Linked DNA regions of Homo sapiens: region 2 is linked to region 1. The links are chromatin loops, found by intact Hi-C in ENCODE. Cell type or tissue: gastrocnemius medialis. All regions are shown on one strand. Each heading gives the region's core, and the rest is flanking DNA. Links, peaks and the distances in the headings are about the cores only. Region 1 holds the start of LOC124906278 (a long non-coding RNA gene). Region 2 overlaps HEG1 (heart development protein with EGF like domains 1).

The links. Hi-C counts contacts between places; a loop is a spot of excess contacts. Peaks named below come from ENCODE experiments on the same cell type or tissue, not always from the same donor. Only the 100,000 strongest peaks of a DNase experiment are listed, where the experiment ranks them.
Region 2: a loop joins it to region 1, with 4 times the contacts of the local background. A loop is called at or near these places in 2 of 110 quality-filtered maps.

What each region holds. Positions count from the first base shown.
Region 1 is chr3:125,071,622-125,086,932 of GRCh38, forward strand. SLC12A8 (solute carrier family 12 member 8) reads right to left here. Exons shown (of 14, transcript NM_024628.6): 14 at 11,023-12,431. The coding sequence ends at 12,269. LOC124906278 (a long non-coding RNA gene) reads right to left here and starts at 10,445. Exons shown (of 3, transcript XR_007096045.1): 1 at 3,514-10,445; 2 at 2,544-2,687; 3 at 1-1,039. In gastrocnemius medialis, for the core only: no CTCF peak of the experiment used is centred there; a DNase peak (open chromatin) is centred at 7,760; H3K27ac peaks cover 1,580 bases.
Region 2 is chr3:125,020,294-125,035,604 of GRCh38, forward strand. HEG1 (heart development protein with EGF like domains 1) reads right to left here. Exons shown (of 17, transcript NM_020733.2): 2 at 8,902-9,195; 3 at 6,912-7,214; 4 at 499-837. Among named protein-coding and RNA genes, the nearest start is that of HEG1, 28 kb to the right of the region's middle. In gastrocnemius medialis, for the core only: no CTCF peak of the experiment used is centred there; a DNase peak (open chromatin) is centred at 4,728; H3K27ac peaks cover 2,036 bases.

The DNA of each region.
Region 1 (15,311 bases), core at 4,180-12,179:
TGTAATCCCAGCTACTTGGGAAGCTGAGGTGGGAGGATCACTTGAACCCAGGAGGCGGAGGTTGTAGTGAGCCAAGATCATGCCACTGCACTCCATCCTGGGTGATAGAGCAAGACTCCATCTCAAAAATGAAAAGAAAAACAAAAAATAAGATAACAATAAAAAGTATAGTATACTAAATATATAAACCAGTAACATGGTTGTTTATTATCAAGTATTATGTACTGTATATAATTGTATTAATATGTGCTATACTTTTATACAACTGGCAGTGAAGTGGGTTTGTTTACACCAGCATCACCACAAGCACGAGTAATGTGTTGTGTTATGACATTACAATGGCTATAACATCACTAGGTGATAGGAATTTTCTTATATAATCTTATGGGACCCCTGTCATATATGTGTTCTGTCATTGACCCAAATGTCATCATGCGGCACATGACTGCATGTAAATGAATGTTGTTCCTTCCAAATCAGCCCCTTGGGAAGCCTCACAGAATTATTCCAGTGACACAGTCAATCCTCAAAATGTGCTGTGTGGGTATCTCATCTTTGGAATTTGCCTCAAGAGTTGGTTTACTTTATGGTCACATCTCATTTTTGACCCAAAAAAGGTGATTTAGCTTGATCAGTCCCCTTATTCCCAGGCTTGGTTCCAAATGATTTCTGGTGCTTCTAGGAATCAAAAGAACTCTCAAAGGATAAAAATTTACCATTCATTAGAATATTCAAAGGCTCTGAAGAGAGTACCAAAAATGGAATCCCAAGCATGATTTGAAGAATGGCAGAATTGTTGGCTGGAGTGTGTGATTCACCACAGGAGACAGAGCTCTGAAGGCACAAACCTAGTCAAGTCAGGAGACTCACTCATTTGCCCTTAATAAGGAACTTCATCCAGCTTTCTCATCCAGCAGCATGGTGGCAGGAACTGGCCAGATGCCCACCAAACTCAGTCCTCTTCTTCCTGAGCACACAGCTGCTCTGTAGCTCCCAGACTGCTTTCAGTTTGACAGATGATATGTCTACTTCTGGCCAACTGAATGAAGGAGAAAGTGACAGGAGCCCTTTCAGCCTTGGCCCCTAAAACCTTTCTGGGTTCCTCCATGTGTCCCTCTTCTCTCACCTGCCAGCTGGTGCTGAGAATTCAGGGGAAGACTCTGGGGTCATAGAAGGTGTTCAAGCCATGCAACTGAAGGAGCCCAGGTCCCTGAATGACAGTGTAAAGAAAAACTCATTCCCTTCTGACTTGCACTGGACTGTAACATGAACTAGGAATAAATTTATAGTGTTCAGTCACAGCAATGTGGGGGCCGTTTGTTATAGCAGCAAGTCTGGCCTGACTGACACAGACACACAAAATTACACTAAGTTGCCTATGTGAGAAGCAGCTTAAGTAGAATAGAAATTGACACTGCCATTTGGAGCATTTATCCTTATGACTTTCAGTTTGGGGTTCATATTTGAAGCCAGTGTTGTTTTCTCCATCGTCAGCCTCTTAATACATATGGTATATGTCACATCGCACAGATCAGCACTCGTCAAGCCCTCCTGCTGGCTGCTGGGGCATGACTGCTAATCCTTTGAAATGCCACCTGCCCTCAGAGCTCCCCAAAGTGAATCTGATGTATACCACATGGCCTGTATTTTAAGCCAGGCTTCACATTTGGTGAGTCCAACCTTCTCTAACAGAAACAAGAAAGTGCACACATGTACACATGCACTGGTGTGTGTTATTTAAAACAAGATACAGCAGAAAAAAAAAAACAGGCTTTCCAATATTTTAGAGACTCTCATTTAGAGAATCACTCTGCACCTTTTAGAAGGTGGCTGTGTCTCCCTTCACGCCAACGAAAGGTGGTGAGTCTGCATCCCCCACTCACCCTTGGCAGGTTGGAGGTTGGGAGCAGGGAGCTGGTGCCAGCCGTGATGCTGCAGAACGGGCTGCATTCCCGGAAGCACAGCCAGCTGGAGACCCCTGATGCTGGTGGGCCTTTCTCACCATCTGCTTTGCCTTCTACTTGAATGTGGCCTTCTTCCCAAGAAGAGTGCCTTATCAAGAGTCAGGGGCTTAAGCCTCTCCTTCCTGCCTCAAGCTGACTAACTGGCATCTGTTGCTGCTGTGAGCCTCCCCAAAGGAGCCCAGGTACATCTCCAAGACACAGGACTGCTGAGCAGTATTTGGTGAGCACAGATTTCCACAGTCCCCCTGCCGATGGAGAAGTGCAAGCAATGTAGAAAAATCTCCAGCCCATGCACTTCCACAGCGGATCCTCCCCTCTTAGATGTCTATGAGGACCTCGAGGGGATAAGACAGAGCAAGGCGTGAGTTGTTTACTCTCAGGTAAGCCACGGTTCAAAAGAACTGGAGAGCAAGGTAGGTTTTAAGTAACATTTCCAGCCAGGTGCAATGACTCACGCCTGTAATCCCAACACTTTGGGAGGATGAGGTAGGTGGATTGCTCGAGCCCAGGAGTTCGAGACCAGCCTGGGCAACAGAGTGAGACCCTGTCTCTACAAGAATAAATTTTTTTTAAAGTTACCTGAGTATGGTAGTGAGTGTCTGTGGTCCCAGCTACTCAGGAGGCTGAGGCAGGAGGATCACTTGAGCTTGGAAGATTGAGGCTGCAGTGAATTATGACTGTGCCACTGCACTCCAGTCTAGGTGACAGGGTGAGCTCCTGTCTCTAAATAAATAAAATAAAATAAAATAAAATAAAAAATTTCCAAAGCTCTGGGAAGGGAGGGAGGAGGCTGGGCAAAGGATTGATATAGGGAAGTGGCTAAATAAATTTGATAGGCTAAGGGGGTGGCTGGGTGGGGCAGTGGGCAGAGCTGAAATGGCAGTTGAGTGGCAGCTCTGCAGCCTCTCCTCTCTCTGATTTGGGCTTGCAGGTTTCCTGGTGCTGGCTAGTGAGGGTGCGCCGCTGTGTCTGTGTCTTACATGATACAGCATGACCTCCTGAAGCAGAACCCCACTGTGCTCCGAAATTCCAGGTGAGCAGGTGCCAAGACACACTGCAGTTTTCATGGCTTTTTGTTTTTTTCCTGTGGTGTTGCCCACACTAAGTGGCATGGAATGAGCAGGGGTGGGAGGAGAACATTCTTGAGATGCTCCTCCACATCCCCCAGCAACACCCCATCTTTATCTCCTCCAAAAAAATGTGTCTCACTTTTTTAGTACTCACAACTCCACGTGGAGGAAGGTAGGATTATAATTCCCATGTTACAGAGAAGGAAACCAAAGCTCAGAGATGAAGAAGGCTGCCCGAGGCCACAGAGCTAGTAAGTGACAGAGCCAAGGTGGAAACAGAGATTTTCTTTCCCAATTCCCATGAATTTGCAGCCACACCAACCTCCTTCTCAGGTGACCTCACTTAAAAGTAAAAGGCAGGAAGAAGAGGCCTGGGTTACAGGTAGGCCTGCCCTCTCCTGCCTGGGGCCTTCTGCCCCATGTGTCTTTGTCCATCTCATTCTCTTGGTTCAGAAGCCTTGCCATGTCCTCTCACCAACCTGGTTTGAAACTCGCTTCCTCCAAGAAGTCTCCTGGGCTTCTTCCTCACTGGTTGTCTCCCCAGCGCTTGTGGATTCATCTTGTCACATGTTGCTTGGCTGCATGCTGTATGCTTTGTGGTTACGCTCCAGCCATTTCCCGCATGCCCCCAAGTCACATATGGCAGGCAGAAGGATGCCCCTCCAAAGACGGTCTGGTCCTAATCCCCAAAACCTGTGAAGATGTCTCTTACAGGACAAAAGGGACTGTGCAGCTATGATTAAATTAAGGATCTTGAGAGGGGAGACTGTGCTGGATTATCCAGGCAGGCCCGATCTAATCACAAGGGTCCTTCAAAGCAGAAGAGGAAGGCAGGAGAGCCAGAGAAGGAGGTGAGATGGCAGAAGCAGAGGCCAGAGGAGATGTGCTTGCTGCCTGCTGGAGCTGAAGATGCAACAGCCTCGATCAAGGAAAGCAGACACTTCTAGAAGCTGGAAAAAGAAAGGAGCAGACTACCCCACAGAGCCTGCAGCAGGAGCCCAGCTCTGCCGCCTTGATTCTAGCCAGTGAGACCCATTTCAGCCTTCTGACCTCTAGAACTGTAAGATAACAAATCTATGTTGCTTTAAGCCACTAAACGTGTGCAAATTTATTGTGGCAGCCACAGGAAAGTAACACTTCAGGGCTGGGTGTACTGTTCAATTTGTTCCTGTCTCTACTCTCCCCCAAGACCACTTCCACAGGCCCTCAGTGCATACAGTGCACTGGAGCTCAGCATACAGTGGAGGCTCTGAGAACTGCAAGTGACTGCCCCCTGCCCCTCCAGGGGTCTGGGCTGGCTCCTCGGCCTCTCCTCCCACTGGCCTAATATCAGGGGTGGAAAGCCCCCTGCTGGCCCTCCCCCAATTCTCCAGTGTATCAAGGAGGGCAGAAACAGGAACCAACGAATGTGTCAGGTAAAGAGGAGATCAGAGGCTGGATTTTTCCTGATCCAGGATCATGCAAATTCATTTAAAAAATAAAACCCCGTAACATTTAGAGGATTGATTTTTGCTATCACTCTCCGGCCTTCCCTCCTCATTCTCTAGGCACACAGGGTGGCCTGCAAGCCCCTTCAGGATCCGACTTAGCCTACCTCTCCTGCCTCAGGCTGCTGCAGGCCATAGGCTCCTGAAAGCCTAAATTATGGCCAGTCCCCATACACTGTGTCTCATCTCCTTGCCTTTGATCACGCTGTCCCTTCTGTGTAGATGCCCAGCCGTCCTCTCTGCAGCTAACTGCTTGAGTGCGGGTCATTTACCTCCTCCCCAGGGAGCCCTCCCTGACCATTGTCAGAGTGGGCTAGGGGCTCCTTTGCCCATCCATGGACCCTGGCTCTGCCACTGTCTCTGCTGTCACCACCACTGGGCTCCTTTCTTCAGTCCTCACTTCCCTCTACTCATGGAAAGGATGGAACTCCCATCCAACTCCCTTCCTCCATGACAAAGAAGAGGGAACACTCTGCCCCCTGCTCCACCTCTGTCGTCCTGTATTTGCTCCTCCCCATGGTGGGGGGCAATCTGATTGGCCAGTGCCTGGACCACCCTGCATTGGTAGGCAGGGCCCTGAGTTGAAAGGTAATGTGTAGCCACCACATGGTCTCTGTCCATCTGTTACTGGGTGACAAGACCAGCTGCCCTTGCCACCCAGATGGGCATTCTTTCTCTTGGTGCCAGCTTCTCATCCATCCTCATGGGGTCTCTGGATTCTTAGACTTAAGAGGAATAAAGGTAGACACTAGAGGACTTGTGTCAATCCTCTGACCTTGACTGCATTCTCCACTACAGCTCTTAACAAAAGCTTTGCACCCTCGTCCTGGTATTAATACATTAACAGACACATTGTTTCCCATCTCCTCAGTCAGAAACCTGGAGAGAAGGAAGGATGATGGAATCCTGGACCTCAAACTCCCACACTAATTTATAATTGTGCAGGATACCCCCTATTATATAGGTGAGAGGACTTGTTAGCATGACTCCTGGAGACAGCTGAGAAAATCACTGCTGTTCTGGTTCCTCACCTGAGTTTAAGAATGCTCTGGCATTGGGCTGTACTCATCCTTAAGGTCTGAGGTTGGTGGCTGGGGAGTCTGCTTATACCTGCATGGCCTGTGATCATATTTTTACATGATAGAGCTCTGAGACTGGTGAGGTGTACCTGACTCTGATGAGGTGGTTTCAGACACCCATCTACAAAGTTATGAGAACAGTTGCTCCAGCCATGGATGGATGGGTGGATGGATTGATGGATGGATGGCTGGGTAGGTCAATGGGTAGGTGTGTGGGCAGGTAGATGGATCATTGGATGGATCAATCTATAGACTGGTCTGAAGGGAGACCTTCATGGGCCCAGAAGGTCTGATACAACCTTCACTCATTCAGACATTATCACCTACAACTGTGGACTTCTTGGTAAAATTCAGGCCAGGAACCTGCCCCTCTCCCTATCTTAGAAAATGTTGCTGGTCTCACTGTCACATATACCGGCTGTACTGACATTTTGGGGGCATCCTTTAGATAAGAATGATCCAGTGACATGCATGTTTTGTCTGACAACCTGTACTTACCACTGACCTCTGTCAATATGCACGTTATTTATAATCCCTCTTAATGTGCCACCTCAGATCCTCTCTGCTCCACCTGTCTCTGGGGCAAGTCCACTTGTTCCATCTCAGCCGCCACTGGAACAACCAGTTCTGGTGGGCTGCAGCCAGTGTCTTCTTGCTGCAGCCTGCTAAGCACTCACGTCGTGCAGGTCACAATGGCAGGGTTGCTGGTGCCCACCCAGAGCTAACTTTTGGTTATGGGAAGCAGAAGCCAGTAGATGAATTCTGATCCCTTCCTACCCCTAGGGTTCCTGTGGTTTCTCAGCAGAGTCCTTTGAGGTGAAGCATCATTTGCATATGATACTAAGTTGTTGCTAGCCCTCCTCCCCTGCTTTACCCCTCTTTCCTCTCATCCTGCTTCTGTGGCTGCACTCTCCAATCAAGGGGTAGCTCATAAGCTTCCGCTTTCTGAGAAACCCAGGCTAAGACCTGGTGTTACTATTACTATTTTCACAATCTAGCTGGAGTGAAATACAAGATTTTTGGACCTCATTAGAAAGTCAGCCTGTGTAGCACCTGCCTCCTACACTAGACCGAGCCATTCATTTTGGCGACCCCAATGTGGAAAATAATGTTTGAATTCTTTATCATGCTCCATTCTTCTCTTATTCTTTTCCATAAAATCAATCACATTAGGAAGGTGCTCTTCCTGGATACTTGGATATTCTACTGCATTTGGTTTTTAACCTTGGTACCATCTTTTTCAAACTGCTGGTTTTCAAACTCAGTACTATCCTTTTCAGAGTGGTTACTTTCTTAAGTGTATGATTCAATGAGTTTAATAAGTGGATATAATCATAAAACCACCACCGAAATCAAGTTACAGAATAATTTCCCCAGCCAGGCGCAATGGCTCATGCTTGTAATCCCAGCACTTTGGAAGGCTGAGGCGGGAGGATCACTTGAGGTCATGAGTTCAAGACCAGCCTGGCCAACATGGCGAAACCCTGTCTCCACTAAAAACACAAAAATTAGCTGGGTTTGGTGGCACATACCTGTAATGCCAGCTACTTGGGAGGCTGAGGCAGGAGAATCACTTGAACCCGTGAGGCGGAGGTCGCAGTGAGCCGAGATCGCACCACTACACTCCAGCCTGGGTGACAGAGCGAGACTCCATTTCAAAAAAAAAAAAAAAGAAGAAGAAGAAGAATTTCCTCACCACAAAAAGTTGTGTCATGCCCTTGGCAATCGACCCCCTCCCAGACCCAGACCCAGCCTTCTGTCATTGTGCTACTGCCTTTCCTGGAGGTCAAACAAATAAAACTTCAAGTATTTCATCTTTTGTGCCTGGCTTCCTTTACTTACCCAGTGCTTTAAAATTCAGCTACATGGTTTCCTGTGTCATTACTTTAATACTCACTAGGATTCCATTGCGTGGATGCAACAGGATGTTGATCCATTCTTGTCAATAGAGAGTTGGGTCATTTCTACTTTCTGGTTATTTTACATAAAGCTACAATAACGTTGCTTGTTACCTCTGAACTTGACTGGAGCTGGACTCCCAGGCAGTCCTGGATAGAGATGAGCCTGGGGGCAGGAAAGGCCGGGACCTGAAGACAACTGGCAGCCACAGGACTAGAGCTCCACCTTCTTTTTGAAAAGATTTCTCTGGCTGCCACACAAAAATGATACCTTGGCCAGGGTGGCATCAACATGAAAGGGGATATATTTGGCACTACAGCAATTCCAGTTGCTCTTCCAGCCCTCAGCCTCCAGGTCCACTCAGTGACAATGAGCAAAAATAGACATATTAAGATTAGTCATGGCCGGGTGGGGTGGCTCATACCTGTAATCCCAGCACTTTGTGAGGCTGAGGCAGGAGGACTACTTGAGCCTAGAAATTCGAGACCAGCATGACAACATGGCAAAATCCCATCTTTACAAAAATTACAAAGATTAGCTGGGTACGCTGGTGCACTCCCAGCTACTTGGGAGGCTGAGGTGGGAGGATGGCTGGAGCCCAGGAGGTTGAGGCTGCAGTGAGCTGTGATTGCACCACTGTACTCCAGCCTGGGTGACAGAGTAAGATCATGTTTCAAAGGAAAAAAAAAAAAAGATTAGTCATAACAGCACAAAAGGAAAGGAGCAGACAAGATAAGGATCTGTCCACTCAAAAGTCAGGGCCGATTGCTGTGATTACCTTAAGCCCTCAGGACACAGATTTGAGGACTGACCCAGAGGTCTTCAAATGGAGAGAATCAAGCTTAGTCTTGATGGACACCATCAGAGATGTCACCTTTAAGCATTTATCAGAGTTACCAGTTTACATTTTTGTAATTTTTTTAGAAATGCTTGTTTCCTAGTAGAATATCATTCCACTTGTATCCTACAGTGAGTGACATCTGATTACTGGTTTCTAGACTTTTGAGACCAGTCTCCTAGGGAGGTGCTGGAGACAACCTCTTCTCAACACTGCTGAGGAGTGTGGGACAACCTCTGTAAACAAGAGACCTTATTCTTGCTGCTCCAGGAACTACTGGAGGCTGTCACGACAACTATGGTCCCTCAGGCTGAGCTCTAGGCCCAACATGTAGTCATGATATCTAGGCCACAAGACTTGGCCCACAGAGCTCTGTACTCTTTCCAGGAAGCTCTTGGGCAACAATGCAAATGAGACCATACCTGAATTTTGACCTATTCCTTACCATTCTGCTGTCCTTTCTGAAGCAAAGTCAGGACTCCCCACAAAAGCCTTCCCTTCTCTATTAAACTATCACCAGTAAATGACTGTGACAAAGCACCAACTGAAGCACACGCCTTGGGAGCACAGGTGGCTCCTGCACTTGGTGCTTAAGGCGAGCAGTGCCTGATACTGTTCTCAATCCATCCCATGCAATGAGCAGGAACCCCAGGATTGAAGTGGCTTAAACTCTTTGTCACACAATCCAGGGCAGTGTAAGGCAGGCAACTCCTGGGCTAGAAGAGTTGGAAACTCGATGAGTCTCATACAGGCATCATGTGTGGGGCCAACAATATCCATGAGAAAGGGCAACCATCTCTGGAAGCCCTGAGACCCCATCTCAGGTGCTCTTGGCCAAGGTTAGATCATGTCCTTACCTAATCCATCAATGGGGAGGCAATGAGGGCTCCCAAAGGGCTTAAACAGAGTGGTTACTTTTTTAGCTTGTTATGTAGAATTCAAAAAAGCAGATTCAGTAAAGGTTCTGTGATAGGCTGAAAAAGGGCCCCCCAAAAGACCCACGTCCTATTCCCTGGAACCTGTGAATGTTTCCTCTTTTGGCAAAGCGTTTGCAGATGTGATTAAAGTACAGCTCTTGAGATGTGGAGAGGATCCTGGATTATCTGGGTGGTCCCTGAATGCAATCACATGTATCCTTACAGAAAGGAGACAGAGGTAGACTTCATATACACAGAGGAGAGGGTGATGTAAAGATGGAACAGAGAGATTTGAAAATGTTGGCTTTAAAGATTTGGGTGATGTGATCACAAGCCACCAGAAGCTGGAAGAGGCAGGGAATAAATCCCTCGTGGAGCCTCTGAAGGGAGCTCGGCCCTGCTGACACCTTGAATTAACCTAAGTGTTACTGATTTCAGATGTCTGGCCTCCAGAACTGTGAAAGAATACATTTCTGTTGTTTTTAAGCCATCCGATTTATGTAATTTGGTATAGTAGCCACAGGAAACTAGAACAGCTTCTTCTTAAAAAGCGCCTGGGTAATATACCAAAAAAATTAGCCAGGCGTGGTGGTGTGTACCTGTAGTCTCAGCTACTTAGGAAGCTGAAGTGAGAGGATCACTTGAACCTAGGAGGTGGAGGCTGCAGTGAGCTATGATCATGCCACTGCACTCCGGTTTGGATGACAGAGTGAGACCCTGTCTCAAAAATAAATAAAAAGGTCCTCCAAGGTCACCCAACTTAGCCCTTCATAGCTACAACCTTTTTCAGCATTTCTCCTTCCTACATGCCTACTGCCAACTCAGACTCTGCTTTCTAATGATGCTCAGAAATCTGGTATTTAACTAAAGCCAGATTGTGAGAACAGTAATAATAAATGAAACCTCATCTTCCAGGAGAGAACATTAGGATCTAGCTGACCCTTCATCCTGACCTTCCCAGCCCTCACCCACACTAAGCCCCTTCCATTCAACAGCTCAGCATTTCTCAAAATGCGGTCCAAGGACTGCCTGCATTGAATCACCTGAGGCACTTGTTAAAGATGTAAAGTCTAGGACTCCATCTCAGACTTGCCAAATAAAAAGTTTAGGGGTGAGATGCAGAAATCTGCACTTTTTTTTTTTTGAGACAGAGTTTCACTCTTGTTGCCCAGGCTGGAGTGCAGTGGTGTGACCTCGGCTCACTGCAACCTCTGCCTCCCAGATTCAAGCGATTCTCCTGCCTCAACCTCCCAAGTAGCTGGGATTACAGGTGCCCGCCATCACATCCAGCTAATTTTTTGTATTTTTAGTAGAGACGGGGTTTCATCATGTTGGCCAGGCAGGTCTCGAACTCCTGACCTCAAGTGATCCACCCGTCTCAGCCTCCCAAAGTGCTGGGATTACCGGCGTGAACCACCAAGCCCAGCCTGAAATCTGCACTTTTGACAAGCATCCCAGGTGATTGTTAGCCCACTGATTCATGAGAACCTCCACTATAGAAGAAGGAGCCAGAAGTGATCCAACAGTACTTTCCTCCATGGCTTGATGGCGAAGCCTCTGACCCTGGGCCAAGTGCTAAACTTTTCTGGGGAAAGCTACTGCCACGGCCCCCGGTACTGGGTGCTTGTGATGAATGTCAGGCAGAGCTCATAAGGAAACCAAAAGAGTCCTGTCCCCTCATGCCTTTCATGTTGCAAAACAGCTGCGAAGGCATTCCAGGAGTTGAGGACCACAAATTCTTTTGAGAATATGAGTCACCATTAGGCAATTCATGTTAATTCTTTAATTAAAAAGACCCTCACTAAACAATAATAGTTTACAAATGCATGTACCTTTTGATCCTGCAATTCCACTTTTGGGAATTTATCCTAGAGATACACTTTATGCTTGCACATTTGTACAAGATTATTCACTGCAGAGCTGATTGTCATTGCAAAAGATTGGAAAGAATCCAAATGCTCATCATTGTGGAACTGGCGAAATAAATTATAACACATTTATACAATGAAAAAAATGAACAAATGGCATATGAATTGATATGAAATGTCTCCAAGATAGATTGTTAAGGGAAAAAAGCAAGGTGCAGAACATGTGTATAACGTGCTAACTTTTGTGTATAAAGAGAGAATGTGAGACTCTACATTCCCATTTGCTTGTATATCCATAAAGAAATGCTGGATGTACGGATGAGAATAGTGGTTACCTCTAGGCCAGGGTAGACAGGAACTGAGCAGGTGGAGAATAAGGATTGGAGGGAGACTTTTCACTCTATATATCTTTTGGGTGTGGAAACATGTGAGTGTATTATTTATTTTTGAATAAATAATACAATAAAATATAAAACATACACTTATTGTGGCCCTCTGCACAAGCAATCTGGTTGTGCAGAGTCTTGGTGTCCCCTGCTAGTCTTAGTACCTGTATAGAGCTCTTCAGACTGGGTGTCGTGTTGCAGAGGCTAGCACCATTCCTGATGTCACCCTGGGTGAGACGTGGTCCTCAGAATCCAGATTTCCTTTTTTGTCTTTTTCCTTCTTCCACATGTTCTAAGAAAACATAGATTTCTGGCCAGGCATGGTGGCTCACGCCTGTAATCCCAGTACTTTGGGAGGCTGAGACGGGTGGATCACGAGGTCAGGAGTTCGAGACCAGCCTGGCCAACATGGTGAAACCCTGTCTCCAGTAAAAATACAAAAAATAGCTGGGTGTGGTGGTGCATGCCTATAATCCCAGCTACTCAGGAGGCTGAGGCAGGAGAATTGCTTGAACTCGGGAAGCAGAGGTTGCAGTGAGCCAAGATTGTGCCACTGGACTCCAGCCTGGGTGACAGGGCGAGACTCTGTCTCAAAAAAAAAAAAAAAGGGAAAAGAAAATGTAGATTTCCATTGTCCAAAGTGACAGCGGGAGGATGGGTCTTGAGTTTCTCAGGTTGGAGAAGCAGCTCCACGAAGGTCCTGAGCTTGGGTCCACTGTACATGGGACAGCTCCAAAAGAGGAAGGTCCCAGCACTGCATCTAGTAGTGAGGCATCAGCTGCTCCCGGTTCACGAGGGAGGAGTGGTGGTAGCGATCCCGAGTGGCGAAGTCTGCATTCTCCTGGGTGAGCTGAGTCATCTCCATGTCAACCTTAGCCAGGGACGGCGCCAAGATGATCTGCTCCTGAGGGGACCGCAAGCTCCTGCAGTGAGAGAGACACAGAGGATGGTGAGAAGGACAGAACAGAGACTGAACAGTAGAGGTGAGTCTACTGGGCATAAAGAAATTATCTGTAAACACACATGTATTTAAATGTTTAAAACATAATTCTTGAAAGGTATATGTACAGGTATATATGAACTCAAAGCATGAGAAATACAAAGTATCAAATAAAATAAAAAGAGACAGAGAGAGTGATATTTACCCTCCCTAAGTAGAAAAGTATAAAGCTGTACCTACCTGATAGGAAATAACCAACAAAGAGAGGTTTTGCCCTCCAAATGGTATCATGTTGGGGCTCTGTAGCTTTTCTTTGCCTTTTTTTTTGTCAAAAATAATGGAATGGAGAGGCTGGAAAATTGAGAAGAGCAGAAAGAGAAAATTCTCGTAGGTCTATTGAAAAGAAAGTTGAATAAGGAGTGATTTCAAGAGCTAAGGCTCACACAGCAAGCAGCTAAGAGGGACTGCAAAGGCTTTTGACACCAAGGTGGCCTCAGGTGAAGAGCAAGTCCCATATGGATCCCACTGTCACTGGAGTCTCTGCATACAGTTTCGGTTGGAATAAACTGGGAAAGAAAAATGTTAGGGATGCATAGGGAAAGTGCTAAGAGGAAGAAAGGAGTGAGGAAAGCTCAGGCTGGCTGTCCAGGCAGCTGCTACGGAAGGCAGACCCAGTCACAGCTCCATCCCTAATCAGCTAGGTGGCCTCCAGAAGCCTCTTTACCTTCTTGTGTCTCTATTTTCTCATCTTCCCGGGTCTCTTCCAGTTCCTATAGTCTGTGTTAGGTCTGTAAGTCATACCTTAGACATGGATTTCCTCTTAAAATTTTTACTCTAAAAGAATCATCTACTTTATGAGTAATAAGTTTCAATTGTTTGAATATGGAATACATTTGAGAGTTGCGAAAAGGTAGAAATCTAATGTTATTGATCTGTGGAACTTAAACAGAAAGTTTCAACGGACTCTGGCCAAATGTCCTGCTATAGAAGTTCAGATCACATGACTATGGCATTACAGCCAGTTGTTGAGAACATGTATAAATCATATAGGTCTCTGAGGGTTCTTGAGAACTGAATTAACTTCTATAAAGGCTGAATCTCCAAAAAGTTTAGGAGGTGACAAAAATGTCACACCAGTCAACATGTAAGTGTTTTTGCTAATGCTTTTGTTTTGATTTTTTAGGTGAAACCATTACATTCTTCTGAGTCTGGAGAAGTAAAATACTTCACTCTCTAGTCTAGAATGACTTTCAAATCCTCATTTGGACAGTTGCTAGTGCTTCAAGAAAGAAAGCCTTCTCAATGACAGGCTCAACTTCACATAGTTCATGGGAATTGTAGGCATAACAGAGGAAGTAACCTAGCCAAATTCTTCTGCCAAAACACACCCTACATTCTTCTTCTTCTTAGGTTTTGAAGAGCATTTTGGGGGTTATAGTTGGGGACTGGGAGGGGAACTCAAAACTACAAAGCAGAAACACAGCTACCAATCTCTATTTTTATTTTTTATCTTATTTTAATTATTTGAGACAGAGTCTCATTCTATTGCCCAGGCTGGAGTGCAGTGGTTGATCTCAGCTTACTGCAACCTCTGCCTCCCAGGTTCAAGCAATTCTCATGCCTCAGCCTCCCAAGTAGCTGGGATTACAGGTGTGCACCACCACACCCGGCTAACTTTTGTATTTTTAGTAGAGATGGTGTTTTGCCATGTTGCCGAGGCTGGTCTCAAACTCCTGGCCTAAGTGATCGGCCTGCCTCAGCCTCCCAAAGTGCTGGGATTACAGGTATGAGCCAGTGCATCTGACCAATCTCTATTTTAAAATAAATCACCATTTTTTTTTCTTTTTTTTTTTGAGACAAGGTCTCACTCTATTGCTCAGACTGGAGCGCAATGGTGCGATCTCAGCTTACTGAAACCTCCGCCTCCCGGGTTCAAGTGATTCTCCTGCCTCAGCCTCCTCAGTACCTGGGACTATAGGCACCTGCCACATGCCTGGTGACAGGGTTTTGCCATGTTGACCAGGCTGGTCTTGAAATCCTGACCTCAGGTGATCTACCCGCCTCAGCCTCTCAAAGTCCTGGGGTTACATGTGTGAGCCACTGCGCCCAGCCTTTCTTGGTTCTTTCAACCTCCTGAATAACCATCCCAAAATATCGCCCAGCAGCCATGGTAAGGCCAATAAGTTTGATGTTGACTTAGCTGAGGCCTCTGCTCCCCACCTCACAGCCCACAGAGCCTGGTGTTTGTGTTATGAATGGTGTGGACTGATTCTACTCCAACCAAAGTACTGTCCTTTTCTAAGAATAATCTCCCCCTAGTACATTCTTCTTTCTACATAGCACTGCTGTGACCTCCAAGGTGAAATCCTAGGAATTCAGAGTACAACATAAGGACTGGTGACCTCCTATGGCATTTTTAGGCTTTAAAACCAGAAATGACTAAAAATATTCCTGTAAATCAGGCAAGGCAAAAAAATAGTCTCACCCACACACCACTTGCAGCTCCAGAATCTGTAGGCAGCTTTTACACAGAATCTATTTCCATTTAAACTCTACTCTTTCTCAGGACTGGGTTGTAGGGGAGAAGAGATCAGTGAAGAAATGTTGTGACCTGGCTCACCCAACCTTGTGCATCGGACAGGACAAGAGGCAGAAAGATCACTCACCCTCTCTGCAGCTCCACATGAGACATTGAGACCAGCTGGCCCAAGTAAGCAGATGACAGGGTGCTCCCCATGCACCCCAGCCTCCATCCCTGGGCCCTGTCCCTGCTGGTGTCTGTAGCCCTTGCTGCTGCTTCTTGTCATCCCAAGCTCCAGCACGAAGGCTTTATTTCTTGTGCCATCTTGAATAGATTGGCAAT
Region 2 (15,311 bases), core at 1,045-9,044, 54 kb before region 1:
CATGCACCTGTAGTCCCAGCTACTCTGGAGGCTAAGGTGAGAGATCACCTGAGCCTGGAGAGGTTGAGGCTGCAGTGAGCCGTAATCATGCCAATGCACTCTAGCCTGGGTGACAGAGCCAGACATTGTCTTCAAAACAAAATAAAACATAAAGAGTAGGCCGGCTCTCAGCTTGAAGACCATCCTGTAGAGTGAAAAGAAGATGGAACCAAGAACCCTGAGGCTAAGGTCTCAACTCTACTGAGTGAGCTAAATGGCCAGGCACCCATTACTTAAACACTCAGAGCCGTAGTTTTCTCATCTATAAGAAAGCAGGAGGAATGACACCTGTCTGACTAACTTCACAATGTTCTCATAAGAGTGACCATCAAAATGCAATAGTGCCATTAAAAAGCACACTTTTCTCTGGAGATTACAAATGGTCTTGAAGAGGTCCCCTAAGAAAATTCAATGATTTACAAATGTCCCTAATAGATCAAGTAAAGATGGAATACTTACTTGGGGAATCATTTTGCCAACGCAAAGACGTAAGTCCAAATTCATTTTCTGTGGATGGTTCAATGAATTCCTCATCCCCTGGATTCCCAGTTACTCTACTGTTTCTTCTCGATTCCACTGCAGAGGGTGAAAGAAGGACTGAGGATGAAGTCGTGGCAATTCTGGAGTCCTTGGGGAAGCCTTCTGTCTTGCTCACAGGTCCCAGACTGACCGTCAAAGATCGCAGCGTTCTCGGGCCACCATCAGTGAACACGGTGGCAACATGCATTGTCTTTGTTTGACTGACTGAGGAGCTCTGGAGGCCAGTGGAGTTGTTAAGCTTCTCTGTACTTTCAGAAGCTACAATGGAAAAAGATATGCTTCAAAATTACTCAGGAGTTTAAGAAAATCCGGACTATATTCGAGATACAAATGACGTTTCTTACATTTTGGTGGATACATCTAAATACCATGGACCTAATATAGATACAAACATATCTATACACACGCATGCTACCAGGACACATGCCTGCACTCTCCCCTTACTAGGTCTAATCCTCACAGAGGAAGGTGGAGAACACCGAGATCCCTCACCAGGCACAATGAGAAGCTTATACGTTGTTTGCATTATTTGTTTTTTAAAGAGAAAGATGAAAATGTCTGCTGAATTCTACATTACAGCTTAAACAGGACTGGCCACTGTGATAAGGTTTTTGTTATTTTGTTCTGCTTTGTTTTAGCAATGTAACCTTTTTGTTCAAATGCTATTATTGATTAAAATCTCATAATATAAAATGAATAAAAGTGAAGCTGCTGCAAGGTGCCCCACCCCAGGTCACTGTTGAGGAGGCCGAGGGTTTTGCAGAACACAGCTGGGACACTCATGGCCTAGAGCAGTAATTCCTAGGCTTGTCACCATCAAGGGTTCTTTATTTTTCCCTACCTCATGGCCACCATAAGCCCTATGTTTTGAAAGACTATTAACCAAACTGCATTTATTAAGTAACAGAATTTCTAACCAGCAGGAAATACTTATTATTACCCCACAAATTTAATTCCACCCAAAAGCAAACAGGCTTCATTATCATACTTTGCCCCATTAAGCTTTAGAGACCAGCTCTCAAATCTGCATACTACTCCAATGGGCCCCTCAGAGATCAAGGACTCCAGGAGCATTTGCTCTAATAGATGGATGGCTGCCATGGGGAAACTGTCAAGAGCCTCAAGGAGTGAATCAGACGCTATTGGTCAAAAGGTGTAGTCTGCTCCACATAAGTACGGGTGTCTCCTTTCCACAAATAACTTTCCAAAGGATGCCCTGAGAACTGACCTCCAGAAAGGTCTATTAAAATCTTCATTCCAAACGGGAATAAACTGCAGGAAAGCTTAGGGAATGGAAAGAAACATGGTGGGTAAGACTAAAGTCACAAAAAGAGAGTGTTTTTCTTCTTTTTAGGCTAAAAATAATAAAAAGTACTCTACACTTATATAATAAAAGGCTTTGAGCTGTTAATTATGGCCTAGAAAAGGGAAAAAGGAAGTTGTCATTACAAACATTTCCTTGAAGACCAGTCCTATGTGCAGTTGTGAGCAAAACCACAAATAAATTTTAAGTATCACTACAGCGAGAGAGAGAGAGAGAGAGAGAGAGAGAGCATGCATGGGAAACAAAAAGGTTCCTCTCATTCTTGTGCAAAACCATAAAACCAGCTATATCCAGAACACAGCCGGCAGCTCTGGTCACCCCACCTTAATGGAGACAAAATGAAGATGCAGGCAATCTATAAAACTAGTAATGGAAACAAGAAACAGAAAGACCTGGACACAAAAATAGAGTCCCAGACCACCAAAACCCACCTCTACTTAAAAACATAAACCAAACTAAACAAAACAAACAAAACACACTTCAGTATTAAAAAAAAAAAGAAATAAATAAATAAAAAGAAAAGAAAGCATTATAGATATGCCCCAAATCCTCACTCAACCATGTGACTTCTCAGCCCTAACTTCATTAGAGTCATCATTTATATCCACCAAATTACAGCCTCATTAGCTTGCTAGAGGTTCTTTCAAAACACTTTTATTCCCAGGATACTGCATTAATTTCATCCATTCAACATTCCCATCAAAATCCAGTGGTCGGCCGGGTGCAGTGGCTCATGCCTGTAATCCCAGCACTTTGGGAGGTTGAGGCGGGTGGGTCACCTGAGGTTAGGAGTTTGACACCAGCCTGGCCAACATGGTGAAACACCATCTCTACTAAAAATACAAAAATTAGCCGGCTGTGGTGGTGGGTGCCTGTAATCTCAGCTACTCGGGAGGTTGAGGCAGGAGAATTGCTTGAACCTGGGAGGTGGAGGTTGCAGTGAGCTGAGATTGTGCCACTGTACTCCAGCCTGAGCCAGAGAGAGAGACTTGGTCTCAAACAAACAAAAAAACAAACAAAAACAAAACAAAACAAACAAACCAAAAAAACTCCAGTGGTGATACTGAATTCAGCCTGAAAAACCCAGGCCTGTCCATCTCTAGTGGATTTAGCAAATCAATGGCCACAGAAATATAATTACAAAAGTCACAAATGCTGAAAGTCATGAAAGGAAAACTGCTCTGTTTTTCCCTGACTCTGAGAGCTCTGCAGAACATTGCTTCTTTATCTCATTATCTCATCATTATCATCATTATCAAAAACTACCATTTACTGACCAATTATGACTTGCAAGGCATTGGGCGAAGTACATTGTATACAAATCTCATTTAATCCTCACGGGAAAGCTATGAAATGTGTGTGAATACTTTGGCAGAGTTGGTGACTCTTCGTAAAAAGAGAAAATGTTTGGTCAAACTAATCTACAAACACCACTTATATTACTAAATGAGCACCTGTTAAATAAATCTGGGGGAAATGTACCACATTTCTAATCAACAGGCTGGATTCTTGGTTATTTAATAATTGCCCTTCTTGCTCATTTCTACCCCGAAAGCAGCCATTCAACGACGGAAAGACCATCCATCTGGGAGCAGAAACAAGCCAAATTCCTGATCTTTATAATGGGAGGTTGCAAGAATGCCTACTCGTCTGCTAAAAGTACATGGGTCTCTCTTCAATCACAGCACAAAACACTGGAACCTCAGGAACACATCGGAACGCTCAACCTTGACCTGACTGCTATCCAGAACTTGCCGAAAGTACAGCTGAAGCAGCTATTTGAGAAAGATACGTCACATCTGCAATCTTCTGAGTTATTTATGCTCTCTTTCTTTACAAAGTGAAATCACCACAAAGCAATTTACCTGGACCACAGTAGCTTAGCCACCCACAGAAATACTTTCATAAGTTGAGATACATTATTATATCCTCAGCTCCTATTGAGAATCTATATAAAATATCACCTTTTAAAGAACATTAGCTCAATTTCCACAAAACAGCAATTGAAGGCATTTTCCATTATGATTCTCAACATTTCTTATATAAACAGTCCTCTTAAAATGTACTGCCCCCAAACACTTATGCCTATGGATGAAATTGTATGCTTACTTTATCTGAAAACAATTGCATGCCCCACCCGGTTTCCCTTTGTGCCCTGGTTTCCAGGAAGCTCAGTACTAAATTTAGTGCTCAATTGTAGCCACTCTCACACAATTCAACATACACATATCTCTTTCCACCTTCAAAAGGGAGCTTTTTTCCCTGTTCGTTGCTTTGTTTGCTTTTCCCTCCGATGATCAAATAGTACAATGGTCATTATTAAAAAATATGGAACACATAGAAGGACATAAAGCAGCAAAAGATGTAAAGCAGCAAGAAAAACAATTTCCAATGGTTTCTGATCTCTTTTTAAAAATCTGATTCCATTGCCTAGGCCTATACTTGCTTTAACACTGTAAGGCATACAATTTGGTTTTGGAAGCAGGTAACTCCTGACTATCCCAGCCTCGGAAGAGGTTATGTTGCATGCATGTTTCTGTGTAGCTGAGTGAAGAGTGAAACGAGGCACAGAATACAAAGGCTGAATACACGTGGAATCATAGATGCTGAAACTAGAATCTTTCAGATCATCTGGTCAAATTCCTTCATGTTCCAAATAAGGAGCCACCTCCTCTCCATGCCAGGCTCCTAGCTATCTTCCTTGTGTTCACCTAGTGAGGCGCATCACTCATCGGACTGGTGTAAGCGCCAGGCTTTTCACAGGGTCATATTTCCTAGTGGGTGGAGTGGCCAAGTGTTCACCTCCTTTGCTTTTGTTTTTCCAGAGCTGGCCAGCCAGGCTGAGCCGACTCCAGGTCTCCCTGGCAGGTCCTGCTGGCTCTCTCTCAGCACTCTTGCCTGAGTGCCTAGAGCTCCTGTATCGTGTAGTCAGAAAGGGACAGTAATGTCTCAACATTTAGATTCAAGGGGAAGACTCTGGTTAGTGGGTTACCAGATGCCAGCCCAGCTTTAAAAACAAAGCAGAAGTTTGTTTCCCATGTAACTTCAGGTCTTTGTACATGTACCCTCTGCATCCCCACGGGGAGGAGGGGAGGTTGGCAGGATGGATTCAGACATACTTGGATGCCTGGTGAGAACCCCATTTAACAGCACCCAGAGCCATCTCTAATATCTAAAAGGGTGGTGGGACTCTACCTCGAACTGAACACACAGTTCACTAAAAAGGAAGAGAAGTGTTCAGTAAAAGACTCAAGAGATATGAAAGATACGATGAAACTCACCAGCAGTTAAAAGTATAAGCTTTTAAAAGGATGGATGGTAAAGAATTTCAGGGACAATTAATTTTTTAGTGTTGAAAAATATACGTGAAAAAAATATATAGGTGAATATAGAGTCATAGAGTCAAGTCCAGTAAAGTTGGAAACATAGGCTGATTTTTCAAATATACCACCAAAGTAGGTTGAATTTAAATTATAAATATTAAATGATCCTGACCAGAATCAAAGCATAGCTTCCTAAAAAATACTTCCTTTCTACCGTTTAGTAAAGTTGTAAATCACTGAACCACAGAACTTTGAGGCTGGAAGAATTGCAGCTTTTATCCAATCCAAGCAATGTTTATGAATAATCTTAAAAAGCAATCTTCTAAAAACATGAATCATGAATTATATCCAAATCCAGTCAGCAGGAAACTGTATACAGGGTATGTGGAAGAAGAATTGGCTGCTTTAAACAGGCACTCCAGAAGGGACTCCTGGGTTTAGTTTTTGCTTTGATGACACAAACCCAAACTCCTAGTCTCGCAAGTTACTTCTAAAAACCTCTGACCTGTAAAAATTTTGCAATGGCAATTTTGGAGACAACCTAACCTCTATTTTCCAAGAACATTTCCAACCCTCTCTGTCCTGCTCCCTATGGTACGAGGATGAAAACACAAGCAGCACACACAAACACTGAATAAAACCTCGGAGAAGAAAAAAGATGGTCAGAGTTTCCAATACTCTCTTTGGCCCATGGCATGATGTGCCCTGTGAGGGTATCTGGGCACATGCTAATCCCTATGTCTTATCGGCTGCACCTTGTTCTTGGGCGAGGGGGAACCTAAAGGAAGTAACAGACACAGCCGGTGTCCTCAAGAGGATTACAGTCTCTCTGGGCAGAGAGGCATTAGATGACCTGCTATGATGAGGTGTACAGCACAGAGGACCAGATGGTTGAAGAAAGGCTCAGGAATCCCTGAGCTGAGACTTAAGTGATGAATAGTAATTGGAACAGCAGAGAGAGAGGAGAGCACTCCACAGCTGTAGTTACTAATATCACGCCTTGCAAACTCCTGCATTATATCTGCTTTTTTTTTCAAAATGATGCCTAGAAAAATGTACACTCATGTTTTCTTTACCATCGAAGGAAACATTTTTGCAATAATGAAGAAATAAAAATCTCACTCCTAATCAAATGGTACAATGCTCACCATTTCATGCACCCCAAGGTAAGGTCTCTTGTTTGAGAATAGACACCAATGGCTGGGTGTGGTGGCTCATGCCTGTAATCCCAGCACTTTGGGAGGCCAAGGTGAGTGGATCGCCTGAGGTCAGGAGTTCAAGACCAGCCTGGCCAACATGCTGAAACCCCGTCTCTACTAAAAATACAAAAATTAGCCGGGCATGGTGATGGGCGCCTGTAATCCCAGCTACTCAGGAGACTGAGGCAGGAGAATCGCTTGAACCTGGGAGGCAGAGGTTGCAGTGAGCTGAGATCGCGTCACTGTACTCCAGCCTGGGCGACAAAAAAAGAAAAACTATGTTAAACATGAGGCTCAATACTGAGATAAACTGGGTAGGTTGTACCTACTTCCACTCCAAGTACCTGGCATTAGAGGAATGGCATTTTGGCTTGATGTCTTTTCCCCTTACCCACTATTATGAGTATGTAACTAGCTGGCTATGCACATTGATTTATGTCTACTTTGAGTGACTTCCGAGTGTTAAGCTGGGTATGTGGCACTCACATGAGGAAAGGTCTAAGAGAGGAGAGGAAGCTGCTGTCCTGTAGAAATGCAGCCAGGAGAGATCTGGTCCTGAGGAATTTCTCTTCCTAGAAGGCGTGGTCAGCTCTCCCATCTCCAAAGCAGGAAGAAAGGACGGGCTCCAAGCCGAAGTGGTGGCCTCTTGGCTGTGCACAGTCCATTCTTCTGACAGCCCCATCGCCCTCTCTGTTCCCATCTCCGAGGCTGTTCCACTCTTTGTTTGAAAAGCGGCAATTCTTTCATCGAACTCTGAACTGCTGGATGGCAGGTGAAGACTTTCTGAGGCTGAAAACAGACAAAAACAATTAGAATTCCACCAGCAGACTTCAAAATGTCTTAATATGCTTTTAGGGGGCTCAGTTCTGACATCTACAAAATATACAGACATAAGAAGAAATTAGGAGAATAATTCAGTCTATGAAAAATAAACTCCTGAAAGAGACCACAGACCAAGGTCTGTGTATTAGATCTCACAAAGATTCTGTGTATTGTGGTAAAATTCTCAGAAAAGGAGCTCACTGGAGGTAAGTATCAGACAATATGGAATCAGAGATCAGGGTCTGATCATCAGGACCCAGCATCCACATTCCACCAGATTGGTCCCAGAATGTACCTGAATGCAATATAAACAAAATTCCTAATATCTGGGTGACCAAGAGGACCAGGGAATGTCATGTGCAGAGTTTCTAAGCTCTGTAGGAATCATTTATGAATACAAAAGACTTTCATATGCATCTTTACAGAATCGAGTCCCTCCCAACCAGATCTCCTGCCACTAGGACCTGAAACCATGGAGTCATCTCTGACGGCTTCATCCTTTACTTTCAGGCCATCAACAGGTCCTATCACTTTTCCTTGGTGAAGTCTCCTCTTCATCCCTGTGGCCACTAGGCCACATCGCAGCACCTGGTGTCTGAATTTCTCTGTCTGCCTGGGTGGTCCCTTTGACTCCAGGTTCCCTCCATCCTCCTACCCCCATGCTAGACATCCTGTAACCTGCCTGCCAGGCGAATCCTCCTCAAATTCACTTTAGTTATGTCACTTACTTGCTCAGAAACCTTCACTGACTCTTGTTACCACACCAAATCTAAACTGCCAGGTTTCAAAAGTCCTCCGTGATTGTCCCTAACCCCGTTCACGCAATGGTCCTACCTGTTCCTCCTCTCCTTTGTGGGCAACTGATGCCCTCCCCAAGGGAGCCTGCTGGCCTTACCACCCTACAGAGAGGCCACACCTGTCTTTCTCTCCTCTGCACCTCACTCTCGTTGTCCAGGCATTCCACACCTCAGCACCCCCACCACCTTGCTCAGATACATACACATAAGCTCTAATCCCAGTTCTGAAACCTGTTAACTGTTTGACCTACACATATTGGGACAACTAACTTCTCTGAGCTTCAGTTTCCAAATGCCTAAAAGGAGAATAACATGATCTCATAGGCTTGCTAGAAGGATTGAGAGAACAGACATGGTGGTATGTAGTAGGTCCCTAATTAATGCTAGTTTTCTTAGTCTTCTCTTCCTCCGTGCAATTTTACCCATTGAGCCCCAGCACCTTCTTGACATTCTTTGCTAAAAATAGCAAACCACCAAGCTGTGCACACCAGGGCAAGAACAACCGTTTGGGCCACATCAACACAAACCAAACCCAAGCCTGTCGCAGCTATGCATCCCACAAAACCTACTGCCTCTGAGACCCTCGGGTGTGGCAGGCTCCCTGGAAAAAGAATGAAGGTTGGATTCCACTGGCCATGGATCACAGATACCACAGGACCAGCAAATCTGCACCCTTGTCTGGTCTGTATTGGCAAGCATAATACATATGAGGCCTAAGTCACAGGTCTGACCCACCCCAGCCTAGGAACCTTGGAAGGGCACAATGGCTCAGAATGGGGTTGTGGGGAATGGCAGAAACTTTGTTTTCCAGGACTGGACACACATGCGTGAAATGCGCATCATCAGCACAAGCTCACCTAAGTTGCCACTCTGGGAAGTCAGAGCTGTTGCTATCTCCAGTGAGTACCCAACAGGCAAAATGGTGAAGTTTGTTCTACTTGAAGAGCCGCTCCTTCCTCTAGCATCTGCTGTTTCAGCGAGTAGAGTGAGGTTTTCTGGAGCATCCGAAGCAGCATGGCTCTTCCCAGAGGTCTGAACCATCACGCCCTCTTTGGAGGACACTGTTGAAAAGTCCTCTTGATTCTGATAGAAGGTGATGTTTTCTACATGGGCCTCAGTGTTACTTTCTGGCCAATGTTTCCAGGCAGCATCTGAAAGAAGAAGAGGATGCATCAGGGAGAGTTTGCTGGCTTCTGACAAGAAAAGTAAACCTTCAGAAAAGACACCGTGAAATACATCAGTAGAGAGTGAATTCAAGTAAAAGAATTTTGGCCAGGCATGATGGCTCACACCTATAATCCCAGCACTTTGGGAGGCTGAGGCGGGTGGATCACCTGAGGTCAGGAGTTCGAGACCAGCCTGGCCAACATGGTAAAACCCTGTCTCTATTAAAAATACAAAAAAATTAGCCGGTCGTGATGGCAGGTGCCTGTAATCCCATCTTCTAGGGAGGCTGAGGCAGGAGAATCACTTGAACCCAAGAGGCAGAGGTTGCGGTGAGCCAAGAACGTGCCATTGCACTCCAGCCTGGGCAACAAGAGTGAAACTCCATCTTAAAAAATAATAACTTCACCTTTCTTTTTTTCCCATATTCATTATTCTTATAATCCAGAGGAAGGAATTATGAAGCAACAATATAATACAGGATTAAATTTCATTGTGCATAGAATAAATGATGGAAATTTATTGATAGAAAGAGATCAACATGGGGCTCATGGAAGAGCAACTGAACCTCTGGCACCTGTGCAGGGTCAGAGAGGGGATTAGAGGAGGAAGATTGGGTGTAAGCAAAAGGCAAGAAGCATCTCATATTCGCCAAAGTTGCTAACTGTGCCTCCTGGGGTGGGTGGTAGGAAGCTATTATAAAAGCTGGCAGCCCTTGACCCTGACACCTACTCTTGCAGGTGGGAGCTGTAATGCGCAATTCTGATAAAACATGAAGACTCTGGCAATATTACTGAAACTTGTGTGATGTGAATGGGTTTGAGGCAGCAATTCCAAATTGAATTTATCTGAAGGAGATACTCAAGAATGTGGACAAAGATTTAGCTGCATAGATGTTCATTACAGCATTGTTTACAGTAGAAAGAGGAAGAGAAAGAACAAACCTAAAACTCCTTCAGCAGGTTATCAATTAAATCAGTTACAGTAGACAGTATCCACAAGAAAGAAAACTATGTGGTCACTGAATTGGTGCTATAAAATAAAGATATTCTTCAGGGATTGTTGAATTAAAACAGCATGCTTCAAATAGACTTTATATGTAATGATCTCATTTTGTGAAAAATAATAATAACAGTAAATATGCATGGAGGTAGGTAGCAGACGTAGGTGCCTGATGTGTATTCATTCAAGCATTGCACAAAGATGAAGACAGGTCCTCTTATACTTCCCATTTTACATAGGAAGCAAAGGAGGCATGGAGGGTGGGGGAGGTCATGCATCTTGCCCAAGTCGCACAGTCAAAAAGCAGGAGGGCCAGGCAGCCTGCTCCAAACCCAGGCCCCTCACTCGCCAGCTGTGCTCAGCTGGAAGGGAAAATGGTGGAGAGGAGAATGGTTTCCAGTTGGGAGTGCTGAGGAAATAATGCTGTTGAGTATGGACTGTTACTTGAACCCCGTATATTAGGAATATATTTATATTAGTCAGAAAATATATTTAAATGATAGTTAACTTCCATAACACCCAAGATGGTGGCAAAGAGGGTATTAGTTAAAAATGTTCTGAGGATGAAGTTAAAGTTGGGGGTTAAATTGGGCAAAAGGAAGTCATGTGTAGCATCAAATGCCGTTTGTCAAGGCAGGAGGTTCAGGGTCAGAGCAGGTGCGTGGGATGCCCAAGTCACGTCCAAGAAAGCTGCCCTGTTACTCTGGAAAAGTCTGCACCCAACCTGGCCACTGCTTAGAAGCCAAAGCTGGGCCACTGCTGAGTGCTGGGTCACTGCTGGGTGCCAGGCCCCTAAAAAATAGTACCAAAACCAAACAGCATTCTGAGAACACTGTCCTTTCCCCATACATCCAAACTAATTTGGAATCCAATATCAAATATGGGTGCCAATTGAGGGACACTGAGCAAGGGTGAGGACAGGGCCACATGAAGTTGTCACTGATTACGTGACTCCCTGATAAAACCATTTAATTTTCCCCACTTGGAAATGTTATTTCTCTTTCTGTTTGGGAATGGGGACTGTGGGCATTGGTGAGAAACCTCTGTGGGGATGAATGGAATCACTTCGATTTATATGAATCAAACAAAAATGGCAAACCATCGGACAAGTAGAGGCTGCAGGTAGAACCTACAGTTTGTATCTAAATACCACACACACACACACACATACATACATACACACACACACACCCACATATACCCCCCACACACACACATACACACACAGGCACACATACACACACATACACATGCACACATACACATATACACACATACACATACACTTAAACACCTACACACACAGGCATGCATACACACACACACACGCACACACACATACACACGGAACAAGTTATCTTTCAGATCAGTGCTGCCTAAGAGATACTGAGTCACAAACACAATCCACATGTGTACACTTTAAATTTTCTAGTAGCTGCATTTTTAAAATTAAAAAATGTGAAATTAATTTCAATATTAATATTTTATTTCACTCAACATATCCAAAAGATTATCACTTCAATATGTAACTGATATAAAAATATTGAGATATTTTATATTCTTTTTTTGGTGTTAAACATTTAAAATCCAGTGAATGTTTTAGGAGCCACATCTCAAGAGCTCCATAGCCACACGTGGCTGGTGGCTGCGTCAACCACACGTGGCTGGTGGCTGCATCACTTGCCAGTGCAGTTCTAGATCAATGGTTCTGAACATTTCTCCACTCTGATTCACTCCTTCTAGAAGCAGTGGCTCACTTATTTGGGGTTAGGGGGTGAAGATTATAAAAAACTTCCAGAAGACATTCTGACAGGCTTTCCTGAGGGAATCACTTCCTCCCCAAATCCCTTGAGATAACTGTTTTTATGCCTCCTGTTCTGTTTCCTGTGGGTGATAATTAACAGAGGCTTCCTGGAGGGGGAGGGAAGTTGCCATGCCTCTGGGCTCCTCTGGGGCCCAGTTCCAGACAGGCAAGACCCACATGCAGCTAGAAATGGGATGTGGAAGGGCGTTTCCAGGGGCAGCCACAAGGCCTGTAAGTTCAGCTTGAGAGACTGGGGTTACAGACAACAGTGGCCCACAGGGCATGTCCCTTTGTTCTACCTCTGGGAGCTGCGAAGGCAAGCTGGTCTCCTGGGAGGAGGTGAAAGGTCTGAGGATGCTTTCTGTCTCCTCTTGGCTAACTGTGCACAATGAGACATTATTCTCCAAGGAAGACAGAGAGAAGTGATTGTAGGGAAGCAGAAGGCACTCAAAACCCATGCCCCAAAGCTGGCCAGCTCTGAGCAAAGGGAAGGCAATGAACTTGGCTCCATTACAACCTTCAGACAAGGTGAGACTCAGCCATTGGTGAGTGTGGCGGGGCCTTTGAGGAAGCAGCTTTGTTCCCTTCCTCTCCAAGGACCAGGATTGGAAGTCCCAGAGCCCATTCAGCTCAGGGAACTCCAGTGCAGTCTCCGAGGGGAAAAGAATGGCCACATGCAGACAGGGCAGGACCCACACTGACCTGCGCTCTCTTCCTAGAGGGGTGACTAAAGATGTAAGAAAGAAAAAATGCACACCATAAACAAAACTGAAAGGTAGACAACAGTCCTGCAGTATCCTCCATAACCCTGCCACTATAAACAACTCAAAATGCTGAATAAAATATTTTTTTAAAAAAATTTCTAAAAGCACTGCTGAGCTGGCAAGTAAGTAAAGAATCAAATCTGAGGCCAAAAATGAACCATGACTAGGAATCCAGAGAAGTGAGCTAATGTTGAGGCTGGCAGCTGCCCTGGAGGCACCTGTTCAACATTTGTGACCTTGAATTTCTGTTCTGATGGCTGCCAAGAATCAGGAGATGGGAGCCACGATTCTCAAGGAGGGAATCCAACGGGAAACCACTGTGTAAAGCTGGGACTTTACACAGCTATGCCTTGGGTGTAAGGCAAATAGAAACAAACCGGCCCCGCAGAAGGGCACAGCAAGGAAACCTGGCCCTTCAATCTTGGTTTCAAGTGAAAGAAAAAATAAATCTCACCCGAGTATATATAATCACAAAGCTAGCCCTCGTATGGGTGTGCTGTATGTCACATTACCTCTGTGGTCTAAACTGAGGATGTATTTACGAGTGGTCCTGAATCCTGGGAATGTACTAAAACCCACCGAATTGTATACTTTCAAAGGGTAAACTTTATGGCATGTAAATCAGGGACCTCCAAACCCAGGACATGGACTGGTAGCGGTCCGCGGGCTATTAGGAACCAGGCTGCACAGGAGGAGGTGAGCAGTGGGCGAGCGAGCATTACCGCCTCAGCTCCGCCTCCTGACAGATCAGCAGTGGCATCAGATTCTCAAAGGAGCAAGAACATTATTGTGAACTGCGCATGTGCGAAAGATCTAGGTTGCATGCTCCGTATGAGAATCTAATGCCTGATATGATCTGAGGTGGAAGAGTTTCATCCCAACCCCCGGCCCACCCCACCCCGCCCTATCCGTGGAAAAATTGTCTTCCATGAAACCAGTCCCTGGTGCCAAAAAGGTTGGGGACCACTGATGTAAATTATATCTCCAATACACACACATCCTGTTAATAATGGGGCAGGGGCGGTCCTGATGGATAGTGCCTCCAGGTACCTGTATTGTGTAGACACAAATACAAATGCTCTCTAGATAAACATATCTTCAAACCAGTTTTTATCATTTATTGAGAAAACGAGGCATCCATGAGGAAACAAGACATCCACACCTCTTTGTCTGGTAATTCTAGTAGTTGAAGTCTTTGCTTGTTAAACAATTGCCAACAAATTAGAGAAGCAAAGACTTCAAATGCTAGAATTACCAGACAAAGAAGTATACAAAATTACATTAGAAAAAATTTTTTTAAAAAGAGACTATAAATAATAACCCAAAATATTTGAAAGAAAGCTAGATGGAAATTCTAGAAATAAAAAAAGTAATAATTGAAATTTTAAAAACTCAACAACAGATTAGATATGGCCAAAGTGAGAATTAGAAAATAATTATAATTCACTAGGCATGGTGGCTCATGCCTGTAATTCTAGCACTTTGGGAGACCAAGGCAGGAGGATCACTTGAGCCCACGAGTTCAAGACCAGCCTGGGCAACATAGTGAGACCTTGTCTCTACAAAAAAATAAACAAAATTAGCTGGGTGTGGTGGTGCATACCGGTGGTCCCAGCTACTTGGAAGGCTGAGGTGGAAGGATTGCTTGAGCCCGAGACATGGAGGTTGCAGTGAGCTGTGATTGTGCCACTGCACTCCAGCTTGGACAACAGAGTGAGACCATCTCAAAAGAAAAAAAAATGAATTAGAAAATAAATGATAACAGAATGCCCAAAATGAGATTAAAAAACAGAAAATATGAAAAAGAGGTTAAGAGACAAAAAGAGTGAGAAAGTCCAACACACAACTGATTGGAGTTTAGGAGGAGAAAACAGAGAAAGTAGAAGTGAAAACATTGATTTAATTTTTATTTTTTTATTTGAGACAGAGTCTCACTCTGTCACCCAGGCTGGAGTACATCTCAGCTCACTGCAGCCTCCACATCCTGGGTTCAAGCAATTCTCATGCCTCAGCCTCCTGAGTAGCTGAGATTACAGGTGTGCCATCACACCTGGTTAATTTTTTTTGTATTTTTAGTAGAGATGGGGTTTCACCCTGTTGCCCAGGCTGGTCTCAAACTCCTGACCTCAGGTGATCTGCCCACCTCAGCCTCACAAAGTGTGGGGCTTACAGAAGTGGTAATATTTTAAAAGGTAATGGCTGGAAAATTTCCCAAACTAATGAGAACTATAAATCTTCATTCTAAGGAGGCTCCTTAGAGTAAATTAAAAACGAAACATGTACCTCTATCATAGTGAAACTGCACAAAAACCACAGACTAAGAGTAGGTCTTAAAAGCAACCAGAGGGGAAAAAAATGGCAAATCATCTATACAAGGTGACAATTACAGCTGATTTCTCAACAGTGACAATGGAAGCCAAAAGACAGTGGATAAATATTTTCAACGTGCTGAGAGAGAAAACTATAATCGTATATTCGGCAAAGCTATCTTTGAGAAACATCTTCAGACTATCAAATAAAAACACGTTCAGTC